2 separate regions of the Homo sapiens genome follow, and region 2 is linked to region 1. The links are chromatin contacts, found by Hi-C or POLR2A ChIA-PET in ENCODE. All regions are on one chromosome and are shown on one strand. The core of a region is the stretch at or near the end of the contact, and the rest is flanking DNA. Distances in the headings are between cores, read along the strand shown. Region 1 overlaps ATXN1 (ataxin 1). Region 2 overlaps ATXN1 (ataxin 1).

The links. A loop is a pair of places that touch in the nucleus more often than their neighbours do. ChIA-PET counts read pairs that join two places held with the same protein, here RNA polymerase II (POLR2A). Pooled maps may share reads with other maps.
Region 2: a pooled map shows a loop between it and region 1 (2.3-fold over the local background). The contact joins two enhancer-like sites. A Hi-C loop is called at or near these places in 4 of 168 maps with a recorded cell type or tissue (B cell, HepG2, IMR-90 and 1 more) and 5 of 50 pooled maps. POLR2A ChIA-PET finds 5 or more read pairs at or near these places in 5 of 52 experiments (B cell, BJ, H1 and 2 more).

Annotation. Positions count from the first base shown.
Region 1 is chr6:16,509,122-16,514,897 of GRCh38, forward strand. All of the region lies in intron 5 of ATXN1 (ataxin 1), which reads right to left. Among named protein-coding and RNA genes, the nearest start is that of ATXN1-AS1, 250 kb to the right of the region's middle. Within about 2 kb of position 2,975, at least 7 of the 41 ENCODE cell types and tissues checked have a DNase peak (open chromatin) inside an H3K27ac peak, as active enhancers do.
Region 2 is chr6:16,388,511-16,394,286 of GRCh38, forward strand. The region is part of intron 6 of ATXN1 (ataxin 1); the gene reads right to left. Among named protein-coding and RNA genes, the nearest start is that of GMPR, 150 kb to the left of the region's middle. Within about 2 kb of position 3,206, at least 5 of the 41 ENCODE cell types and tissues checked have a DNase peak (open chromatin) inside an H3K27ac peak, as active enhancers do.

The sequences.
Region 1 (5,776 bases), core at 1,725-4,224:
TTTATTGTCTAATGGGTACAGAGTTTTGCAAGACACAAACAGCTGAGACTGGATGCACAACGAGAATATACTGGATACTATCAGGCTGTATCTTGAACCCAGCTACCTCTCTCTGATGCCACTGCCACCATTCAAGCCCAAGCCACTGTCATTTTCTATCCTGTCAACTACAGGTTTCTTACCTGGCCTCCCTGTTTTTCTTGCCATCCTTTTAATGTCACAGTAAAAAGTGTCATGAAAATAGCAAAGCAGGGTAAGAAGACCGGCATACTATGTTAGATAGGATGGACAAGGAAGGCCTCTTGGAGGTGACATTTGTGCACTCATTCAGGTCATTTTTCCATTCAAAAGCATTCGATAGCTCATTCTGACTGTCCTATTTATGGTAATTCTGTAGCCATTCAGGACTGAAACTCTGACAGCCCCTGGACACCTTCTGATCCTTCTCTCTCTGTATCGCATCTAGTCTCTATTTTCCCCATTGCTAAGAGTAATCATGCTATCTGTCCTATCTACTACTCCTTCTCTTGGAATGGGCTGTCACTCCCCACTCCCGTCTATCCTACATATACATGCCAGATGAATCTTTCTAAACTGCAGTTTCAATCTTCTTTCTCGTTTCAAAATCTCTTGTTGCTGGTTCCTCTTCGCTTCCTGAATTAAGTCCAGAGTTTCCATCCCAGACTGTCTGACAGTCTACAATATGGCTTCCACTTACCTTCCCAACTGTTATCTCCCACTTTTCCCCATCACAGGCATACGGGTGGCCCCTTGTTCCAGAACGTACTCTTCACTTTCCAGAATCTGCGTCTCTGGTCTCAATGGCCCTCGCACGCCTCCCCGCAATCCCTGTTGCAAACTAAAATCCCATTCCCAAATCACCTTCTCTGTGGAAATTGGCCTGATCTTCCCAATCAGAAGTGATCACTTCTATCTTTAACCCTCTGAAGCGTGTTTTTACTTTTATATACAGTTTATCACCTTCTGTCTTATGCCATACTTATTTGTATACTTCTCCTAGTTCCTTTTCAGATCATAGGATTTTTGAAAATCAAATATGGCTTCTGTCTTCTGCATCACCTAGCAACTTGTTCCTCAAAGTGTCTTCCTGGGACCAGCAGCATCTCAGGCCCTATCTCAGACCGACAGGATCAGAACCTGCATTTTAACAATATTCCCAGGGGATTCCGACCCACTTGATCAAGCTCACAGCAGCCACTCATCTCATACTTGACTGGTTGAACTGACTAGGAAAACAAAGTAGGAGAAACCAAACATAACTTACATAACTCATTCAAAGATCATTGTGAGTGACTAATGCTTTACCTATATAAAACTAGGGCCAGGCACAGTGGCTTATACCTAGCACTGTGGGAGGCAGAGGTGGGAGAATCACTTGAGTCCAGGAGTTCAAGACCAACCAGAGGAGCACAGTGAAACCCCATCTCTACCAAAAATACAAAAATTAGCTGGGCATGGTGGCACACACCTGTAGTCCCAAGCTACTTGGGAGGCTAAGGTGGGAGGACTGCTTGAACCCCAGGAGGTTGAGGCTGCAATGAGCTGTGAGTGCACCACTGCACTCCAGCCTGGGTGACAGAGTGAGGCCCTGTCTCATAAATAAATAAATAAATAGAAATAAAAATACAGTAAAGGTATACAGAAAGCAGAAGGTTAATTTTACCAACCTTCTGAGGGAGGAAGACAAATGTCACCTTGGCCAACCAAATAGATCTGGGAAGATTTTGTCTTTTTATAAAGCTTGTCTATTTAAGGGTGGGAAGTCAGCAGAAAAACTGCTTGCCAATAGTACACTTCTCCCACTTTAATGAAATCGGTTGGCTGTGAAAATATGTGCATCAAAGTTTTAAAGAGTTTTCTGTCACATCCAGTAGACTTATAATACAGATTGCTACAGATGGAAGATTTATCCTCACTTGATGTAGCAACAGCACTACGTTCTTTGAACTGTAACAAAGCTTTTGATTTTTTTTTTCCCACGTGGTAGATGAATCTTAGTAAGAAAATACAGACTTGATATGACACATACTCAACTACTGTAAAGTGGGTGCTTAATTTAGTTAGGGAGAGGAAGGGGTGGAAGCTGGGGAAAGTCCTGCTTAGAGGGCACCTCACTAGCCACTAGAGGGCATTAACATGTGAATAAAATCATCCTGATTTCCAGGATTCAAACAGCAGACACCATGCATGGGAATTAATGGGGCTCTGCTTCACTCTTCCTTTCCCTTTATAAATGTCCAGAGAGCTAACAACTGCAAAGATGTGGAAGTATATCTAAACTCTTTTTATGTTTTAACACAATAGACATTTAAGGGAATAAACTTGAGCCATGCTAGCTCCAGGACTAGGATTGACATATGTTTCCTTCAGGGTGCCCGATTTCCATTCTTCAGAAGTCCACAACCTTCTGAATAACAGAGGTCTTTTCTCCCTCAGAATCAACCTAGCAACAAGTCCGAAACCTCCAAAAACTTCTCATACCTGTAATCCTAGCACTTTGGGAAGCCAAAGTGAGAGGATTGCTTGAGCCCAGGAATTCAAGACCAGCCATGTCTCCAAAACTTCCAAAAACTTCTCCAGCCTGCTTGCTAAAAATTCAAGTTGATAGTCCACCCATTGCAAAAGGATATTTCCTTCAGGAAGCAGGAGGAAGATAAGCGAGGCTGGGGAAGACTGAAGACAACAGTCCTCAGTTCTGAGGAGAATGAGCGGGAAGTGATTGATGGTCAGTCCCAGGCCACCGCCCTGCCTTAGTGGGTGTCTTTGCCACGAGGTGGCCTTCCAGGTAGCTTGGCTTCCTTCTGCACCTAAGCTTATAATGGCAAGACTAACCTTGCCTCTCCAGCCCCCATCTTTCTCCTCAAACGGTCCCTCTAATCTTTGTACATACTCATGGGTTCAATTACCAGGCAGGATGCCCTGAGGCAGCCAGGTGTTAGTTGGCAACAGAACACACAAAGGCCTCCCCGCCTCCATTCAGCGTCAGGGTGATAAAGATATCATTACCCTCAAAGCCAGCTCCTCAGAAGTTCTGCCACCACGGCAGATATGAAAGGCTTTACCACATAGTTTTCATACACAGTTCTTCTTCCTCAGAAAGCACCATTTGTTTGAGTATCCGTAAATAACTCCTACAGAAGACACAATTTGCTCTAATGTTTTGGAGCTATGGAATTTATTATGATCACAGAACCAGGAAATAGCTGAATGTGAAAACAGGAACATCTCAAATCACCCCTCAGCTCTAAGAAGAGTAACGCATTTCAAATTAAAAGCAAAGTCATTGCTGTGTTTACTGTTCTCTCTCAATGAGGGGCCTGCACTCCCAGGACAGTGTCAGCATACTTAGCTTTTCAAATACTAAATAAAAACAACAGCATCTCCAAGTTCTAAGCATTTATAAAAGGTATTCTCTTTTAAAGATAAAGACAAGTTTAGAAGGCAGGCCCCTTTTTTTGTCGCAATCGGTTAAAAAGTGAAGAGAAATAGAATGGGCTGAACAAAATATATAGCAGGCTCTGTGGTCTGCTTTTTCTAAAAGTTCTGCCCACAGATTTTCAGACACCAACAGCAACAAACAGTCATTCCCTCCCTCCTGCAAGTGAGGGTGACAGCCAATGCCAGGAGCTACAGCAACAGAAGAATGTACTTTAAAAGAGAGACAGGAGAATGGCTTAGACCCTCTACCTGCCATCACCATCACCTCCTAACCAGAAATGACAACAAGCAGCACTTTCTAGGAATTTGTTAGTGGCTGTGATCATGTGTCCTTCTTGCACTCACGTTTCTCTTTTGACCAAATATTATTTAGTAAGATGTGGTTGAGTGGCCCCTGGGAATCACCATTGAAACAGAAGGCTTTCTAAGTAAAATATCTGTTCAGTATCTGTTCTTGCAGTGCAAAGCACATTTCAAAAGTTCAGCCAACGGCTAGGAAAATGTTTGGGGCACGCAGAATCCCTTCTACGCCAACAGAACTAATCTCATGTATGCATTTTTCAGCTCCTGAGTTGAGAAGACATATTAAAAACCCAGCAACATGTTTATCTTCATTAAACAGCAAATGTCCTTTCAAACAATATACAACAGGGCAGAGATCACTGTTTGTGCTAATGGAAAGTGATCAAAAGCCCCAAGATTCTTTGGTTAGCTGACTCTGAAGCCTGCTCGTGCTTGAGTTTCTACACAAAGTACATCAAAAGAATATAGATATCACTGGAGATTCTAAATGTTTAAAGTCTCTAGGACTAGCAAGAAAATATGCTTGAAACTATAGGAAATGGGGAACAGAACATTACTGTTGACTTCCACCTTTTCCCTGTAACACAATACATTACAATCTATAAATAGCTTAGGCTGTCTGTTTAAATATGCACCTCCCCCGGAAAAGATAGAGGCTTCCGATCATCTTGCTATTTGCAAGGAATCTTACTCACAAATCAATCTAACAGGCCACGGTGATATTATGGGGATGTAAAAGGGACTGAAATGATCAAGAGCGTCACGTGTCTTCCAAGCCAAGTGGGGTCCTATGCCTTGCTGGTTTGAAGAAGTGGGAGAAACTTCATCAAGAGCAGCAACTCAGGTGTCTGTCCACCAGAGTAAGCAGGAGGTTCTGACCAGCAAGGGTAGCCTAGGGCATGGGAGGGAGGGAGACAGTGACTTTAAAGCTTTCCTGTTCTGTCACACTTCCTGCACCTCTGCCCAGAGGTGGCTGCTCCACAGACCCAAGCAGAAAGCAGACAAGAAAGGCAAGATGTCAGGAATTCTCTTCTCTCCCAGTAGCATCTTTCCTGTTCTAGCCTAAATGCAGGGGAAAAAGATTTGGGGCTGAGGCACCTCTGAATCCCAGGGAGCTCAGGAGCTCACTCTGATTCCTTGGAGCTGAAGAGTTGCTGTGTGCAAGCTGCACACAGCCGTAGCGTCTCTCATTAGACTCTCTTCTACCACTAGAGCCAGGCAGCTATGAAGAGTGACATGACCAGCCAGCCCCAGAAAGCAAAACGGGAATGCAATCAATACATGCCTCCTCTCGCCCATCAAACAGCTTTCTTCCTCCTTTCTCCCAAATCAAAACTGACTCCCTCTTGTTGGATCACAAAGAGCAAGAACGCAATGTGCAGTAGCCTTGTGGAGCTTAAAAAAAAGAAAAACAAAAAAAGACTGTCAGCTTGCAAGAATTTTACCAACCGGCAAGACATTACCCCTCATGTCCCAGAGCCATAGGGAGGCTGCGTCTGAGAGCGAGGCACACCAGCAGGAGAGAGACAGTTCTCATGGGTGGATGGTGAACCCTCTCTTATCAACAGCTAGACTCAGCAACCACACATTCCGTTTTACTTTCTCGCCCACATTCAAACCATTTTATCTCCACTAGAGGGCCAGGATGGAGATGAAATTTCAGCCTGGCAGTTTTGCTGCTGATTTAAGATTTGATCCTAAACCTTGGGGAGGGAGGGCTCGAAGGAAGGGAGGTGGGGTTAAGGCAACTCAGATACTCACGTGGGCATATCTGGGTCCCAGGCAATCCCTGGGTTCTGCCACAGGCTCTCTATCTCATGGGATGACACTGTTATTAAAATAATATCCACGGCACTTTGGGAGGCCAAGGTGGGCAGATCACGAGGTCAAGAGATCGAGACCAGCCTGGCCAACATGGTGAAACCCCATCTCTACTAAAAATACAAAAAATTAGCCAGGCGTGGTGGTGGGAGGCTGTAATCCCAGCTACTTGGGAGGCTGAGGCAGGTGAATC
Region 2 (5,776 bases), core at 1,956-4,455, 120 kb before region 1:
ATTCTGCTACGTCAAATAAAGTGTATTAGATTAGGTCTAGTATTTATCTTCTAAAGGAAGTCTGCTGTCCTCACAGTTGGGAACTTCACATGTGATTTCTATCAGCATTTTATGGACCATATCAGAAAGCTGGCATGATTCAATAAGATTCAGAAAAGATGAGACCCCAGGAGGTCATGAGTGCTAACCACAGCCCAGCTAGTGGAATGCTATGTGACCTTTAGTGACTTGTTTTAACATTCTCATGCCTCTGCTCATGGGTTACTGAACTTTTCTAATCCAAGGGTCTCTGCATCCTACAGTCTGTAAAGCTAATTCATAGGCTTGCTGCAAAGATAAATACTGCTTTAGATTCAAGTAAGCTCTGGATATGACTGTAAGAAATATATAATTATCATTATTTAAAAAAAATAGAACAAGAGACTTTCTATTTTACTTTGTTTATACTGCCCTCCTGACCAATGCTGTCTTCATTTACTTAATTACCATCCATCATCCTTGTCTTTTCCTGAGCACTATGTGCCTAAATTAAAAAGATGATAGTGGCCCGGCGTGGTGGCTCACGCCTGTAATCCCAGCACTTTGGGAGGCCAAGGCGGGCAGATCACGAGGTGAGGAGTTCGAGAGACCAGCCTGACCAACATGGTGAAACCTCGTCTGTACTAAAAGTACAAAAATTAGCCGGGCGTGGTGGCACGCGCCTGTCATCTCAGCTACTCGGGAGGCTGAGGCAGGAGAATCGCTTGAACCCGGGAGGCGGAGGTTGTAGTGAGTGGAGATGGCGCCACTGCACTCCAGCCTGAGTGACAGAGCGAGACTCCATCTCCAAAAAAAAAGAAAAAAAAAAAAGGAAAGAAAAAGATGATAGCATCCCTTGGTAGCAAATATACACGGAAAATTTCCATGTGGTTTATGCAGTTCTAAAAGAAAGCGACAGATATTGCATTTACTGTAGACCCACTTCCCAATTTCATTTGACTTCCTTTTGCCTTGAGAGTCCTTAATTTTCTTGTCTTCTTTAGGCTGTAAGACTACTGAATGAATGAAGGGGAGGCAGCAGTAGTCTTGGTTTCTGAACTTATCGACAATCCTTTCACTACAAGAACTACGCAGCAGATAAAAAGCGAGCATGTGACACACCTTCTGCTCATTTTCCTTCTGGAGGAAAAGAAAACATAGAAGCAAAATTGAAAAGGGTTAATGGAAAGCACTAACTAAACATTCAGGTGTACCCTGACTCACATAGGCACTGCAATCGTTCTATTTCAAATAAGTGGGACCAGCCCACAGGGCTCACAGGTTCATTGCACACAACTAAATGCTTAACCTGTTCCTTCCAACAGCAGGTGTCATGTGCAATGACATGACTAGCCCAGGATCAGTATTAAGAGTCCTGTGTACGTTCACCTTTTGTAAATCCTCTCACTGACTCACTGCACCAAGCTATGTTCTTGCTATTCATTTCCCAAAATTAGATTTCCTTACTGCAAGAAATACATACAGATTATTAATAGGCCTACTCCTTATTTTAAATATAAGGATAGTGAAGCTTGTTCAAGGTGACATAAAAAGTATCTGTAATGTCTGGCTAACACGAGCTTCCCAGGCTTTAAGTTAGCAGCTGGTCCCAAACTACAGACTCAAGTCCACCCTACTGCTACTAGTACTCTAACTGTGAGATCCTTGACCCATAGCTCTGTACTTGTTTTACTTCCCAAGAACTTCTGGCAATGGTAATTCTCACCTCTGAATGCTGATGTTTTTTCATTGCCATGTTTTCAGTATCTGTTGTCCTATCACCTTCCTGGCTAATCTTTATTACCCTCCATGCCCTGCATCTTGGGCCCCACTGAGAGCTTTGCTGGGAGTATGCATGCAAGCATCTTTCTCTCATACACTGCACTGCCTTTGGGATGCCTGAGTTCATACTATTTCCATAACTGCCCATCCCTGAAATAGATGAACAGTGGCCTTCTCTCTAGTTTAGAACTTGGGTTGTTAGACTCCTTGGGTCTATCTTAGCTTCTCTCCCTGTTTTCAGTTTGGATTTTCTACCTCCATTTGGCTTATCTATCTCTAGCGTCATATCTCCCTGATGATCCGTGGTAGTGGCGTTAATCCATTTACGAAAAACAAGACAACATAGATTCAAGGAGTCAAATAAACACATCACACACACACACACACACACACACACGCATGCACACAAGCAATGAAGATGGAACAGCAGAGAGTACACCAGACAAGAAGCCGTAAGTGTCGGTTCTAGTTCCAATTCCTCTCCACTGCAGCATCTCAGATGTAAACTGGCGTCAGTAACAGGTCCTGTCATCCACCTCCCAGGAAAATTGTCAAAGATAATAGTTATGGCCAGGCGTGGTGGCTCACGCCTGTAATCCCACCACTTTGGGAGGCCGAGGCAGGTGAACCATCTGAGGTTGGGAGTTTGAGATCAGCCTGGACAACATGGATAAACCCCATCTCTACTAAAAATATAAAAAATTAGCTGGGCGTAGGAGCACACGTCTGTAATCCCAGCTAATCAGGAGGCTGAGGCAGGAGAATCACATGAACCTGGGAGGCGGAGGTTGCAGTGAGCCGAGATTGCGTCACTGCACTCCAGCCTGGGTGACACAGCAAGACTCCATCTCAAAAAAAAAAAAAAAAAAAAAAAGTTATGAAGGTCTTCTGAAAACAAGAAAACACTATTCAGATGAAAACTATTATATTTATAGATTACTATTTTTTTTTAAAAAAAAGAAGCTCTTCTTTGAATTACCTATAATGCAACAGCAGCACCATCAAAATTGTGCACAATTCAATCAGAGGTTCTCAAACATGGCTGCCCATCAGAATCACCATTGTGCCTTTTAGGAAACACAGATTCTCAGACATTTGCAGTCTCTAATGGCCCTGGATTTTCTGGGCCAGTGCACAGGTAATGGTATTTTTTAAAAACATTTCCCCCAAGGGATTCTGATCAGTTAGGTTTGGGATCCACTTTCTAAAAATAACATGTTTCTCTGTGACGGAGGAAATTTAAGTATAACTATGATTCATGAATTTGTTATCTGTTTTTTTCTTCAGAGGATATCAGTTTAAGTGTTGGTTTTTAAACTGTAACTCTGAAGGCAAACAACTGGCAAGAGAGAGTTTTCAGGAAGAATGCTGGCTCTGGAAGGCAGCGGAAGGTTCTGGAAAAGCAATGTGTCCTATGAACTAGACTTTTCACCTGTAAGCATGGCAGGAAGAGGCTGTGCAAGGTGGTGGATGACTACAGGGCTTTGTTGTGGACTCCAGGCCTCTAATCCCTTTCAGTCTTTTTATTTCTCTGCCCTCAAAGCCCAGCAGCCTGGAGGGGAGAAGGCAGTGCCCTTGACTGCAGCCTGATGTTTCCTCCTGGCTTCTGGTGGCCTACGGTCTCCTTTACTGTAGGTTTCTGGAGCAAAAATCCAGCAGTCAGGTTACCAGGATCAGTGACAACTATGCAATAATTAGGGGCAGGCACCAGGAGGCAGAGAAACAGAGCTGGGTGGCAGAAACTCTATGATACCCCAAAGGAAACATCAACTCTTCTCAGAGGTGGTCAAGAACATGCCAGAAGCTTTGCCTGCCTGGTTGGCAGCAGAAATGGCACTAGCCAGTGATCACTCGTAACCTTGCTGCCTTCTTTACAGATGGCTGCTGTCAGGCTGTTTAATTTGGAGGAAATTCCAATGTCATCAGCAGAGACATGGCATTGGGGAGGGCTGCCAAGCACAAAGACAGAACTTGGCTTCCCCAGCTGATACCCATGGATACAGAAACAGGCTAGTCTTAACAATCTTTTAGACCTGACCTTAGTAGCAAACTGGATAACTGCCAGTCATAAAAGTGTTTCTAAAGTGGCCTGATTTTCTCCCCTCCTGTTAGGATCCTGGATGCTTGTAATGCTATTTATCAATGGTTATTTTGTGCTTACTGATGTGCAGACATTTTTTCCAACCCATTCTTTTTTTTTTTTGAGATGGAGTTTTGCTCTATAGCCCAGGTTGGAGTGAAGCGGTGTAATCTTGGCTCCCTGCAACCTCCGCCTTCTAGGTTCAAGCGATTCTCCTGCCTCAGCCTCCTGAGTAGCTGGGATTACAGGCGCCCGCCACCACACCTGGCTAATTTTTGTATTTTTAGTAGAGACAGGGTTTCATCATGTTAGGCAGGCTGGTCTCGAACTCCTGACCTCAGGTGATCCACCCGCTTTGGCCTCCCAAAGTGCTAGGACTAGAGGCATGAGCCATCGCACACGACCTCAACCATTCTTTATCTCTAAACTCACAAGACAGTGGTTCTCAAAGTGAGTCACCCAGGGAAAGCGGCATCATGATCACCTGTAAACTTGTTACAAATGCAAATTCTTGGGCTTTCCAGCAATCTGTGTTTGAACAAGTCCTCCAGGCAATGCCCATGCACTTGAAATTTGACAGTAACTCTCATAAGAGGTCACATGGCTCCCCTTAATGTAAACACACCAAAATGAAGTAAGAACCATTTTCTTTTAAGAAGTTTCAAGACCTTCAGACATTTTATTCGAGTAAATTCATAAGCAAAACACAAGCACATATTGACTTTTTTGCTTAATAAATATGATTTTCTCAGACCCACTAACAGATCACATGTTTCACCCACACAAAATAGTGTATGACTTACGAATGATCACAGAGAAGAATCACAGTGGCTTTTTAAATTTTTAATTTATTTTTATTTTATTGTATATATTTATTTTTTTTAGAGACAGGGTCTTTCTGGGTTACATCCATAGCTCACTGCAGCCTCAAACTCCTGGGCTCAAGCAATCCTCCCACATCAGCCTCCTGAGTAGCTAAGACTACAGAGATGTACAACCATACCCGGCTAATTTTTAAATTTTTTTGTAGAGAGGAGTTTTGCTTTTTTGCCCAGGCCGGTCTTGAATTCCTGACCTCAAGTGATCTTCCTACCTTGGCCTTCCAAAGTGTTGGAATTGTAGGTGTGAACCATCATGATGGTTCATAGTGAGTTGTTTAGTTTAAAATATGTGACTCTATCTCTACATTATTTGCCTACAAATATGTCTACCAAATTCATGACATATGACCAGTGTGTCTGAATACATACCAGTGTTTATGGCACTGACGTTTTAAGTCCTGTTCGGAAACACAAAATGCACTACTTAGCTTCCATATGTGACTAATTTTAAAATATGCTTTTTAGGCCAGACGCAGTGGCTCACACCTGTAATCCCAGCACTTTGGGAGGCCAAGGTGGGAGGATCACGAGGTCAGGAGTTCAAGACCAGTCTGGCCAACACAGTGAAATCTTGTCTGTATTACAATAAAGTGTAATACCTTTTCAACATGGGATTCTAACATGGAATCACCTTTTTTTTTTTTTTTTTGTAATTCGTGCCTCCCTCCCCTAGTTTTAACCTATGCTTGGTCCAAATATCATGGGTCTATGTTTCTGTGGTCTAAGACACTTCTTTAAGATAAGCCCGATGCCTAACACACATCTAGGAGTAAGTTAACAATTCTGAAATACTGGTTTCTTTGGCTTTTAGACCTGTTGATTGTTTTGGTTATAAAGGTCTGCCTTTAACATTTTTCCTTCTGTGTTCCTAACTAGGCCTCTGAGTCTCCACTGTCAAAATGTGGCTGATCAGACTTTAGGCAACCCTCACCTCAACCTGTGATTATGGAAGGAAGTACAGGACATCTTAACACTCCTTCCCGGTCACGTGCATCATGAATGAGCTAAAATTTCA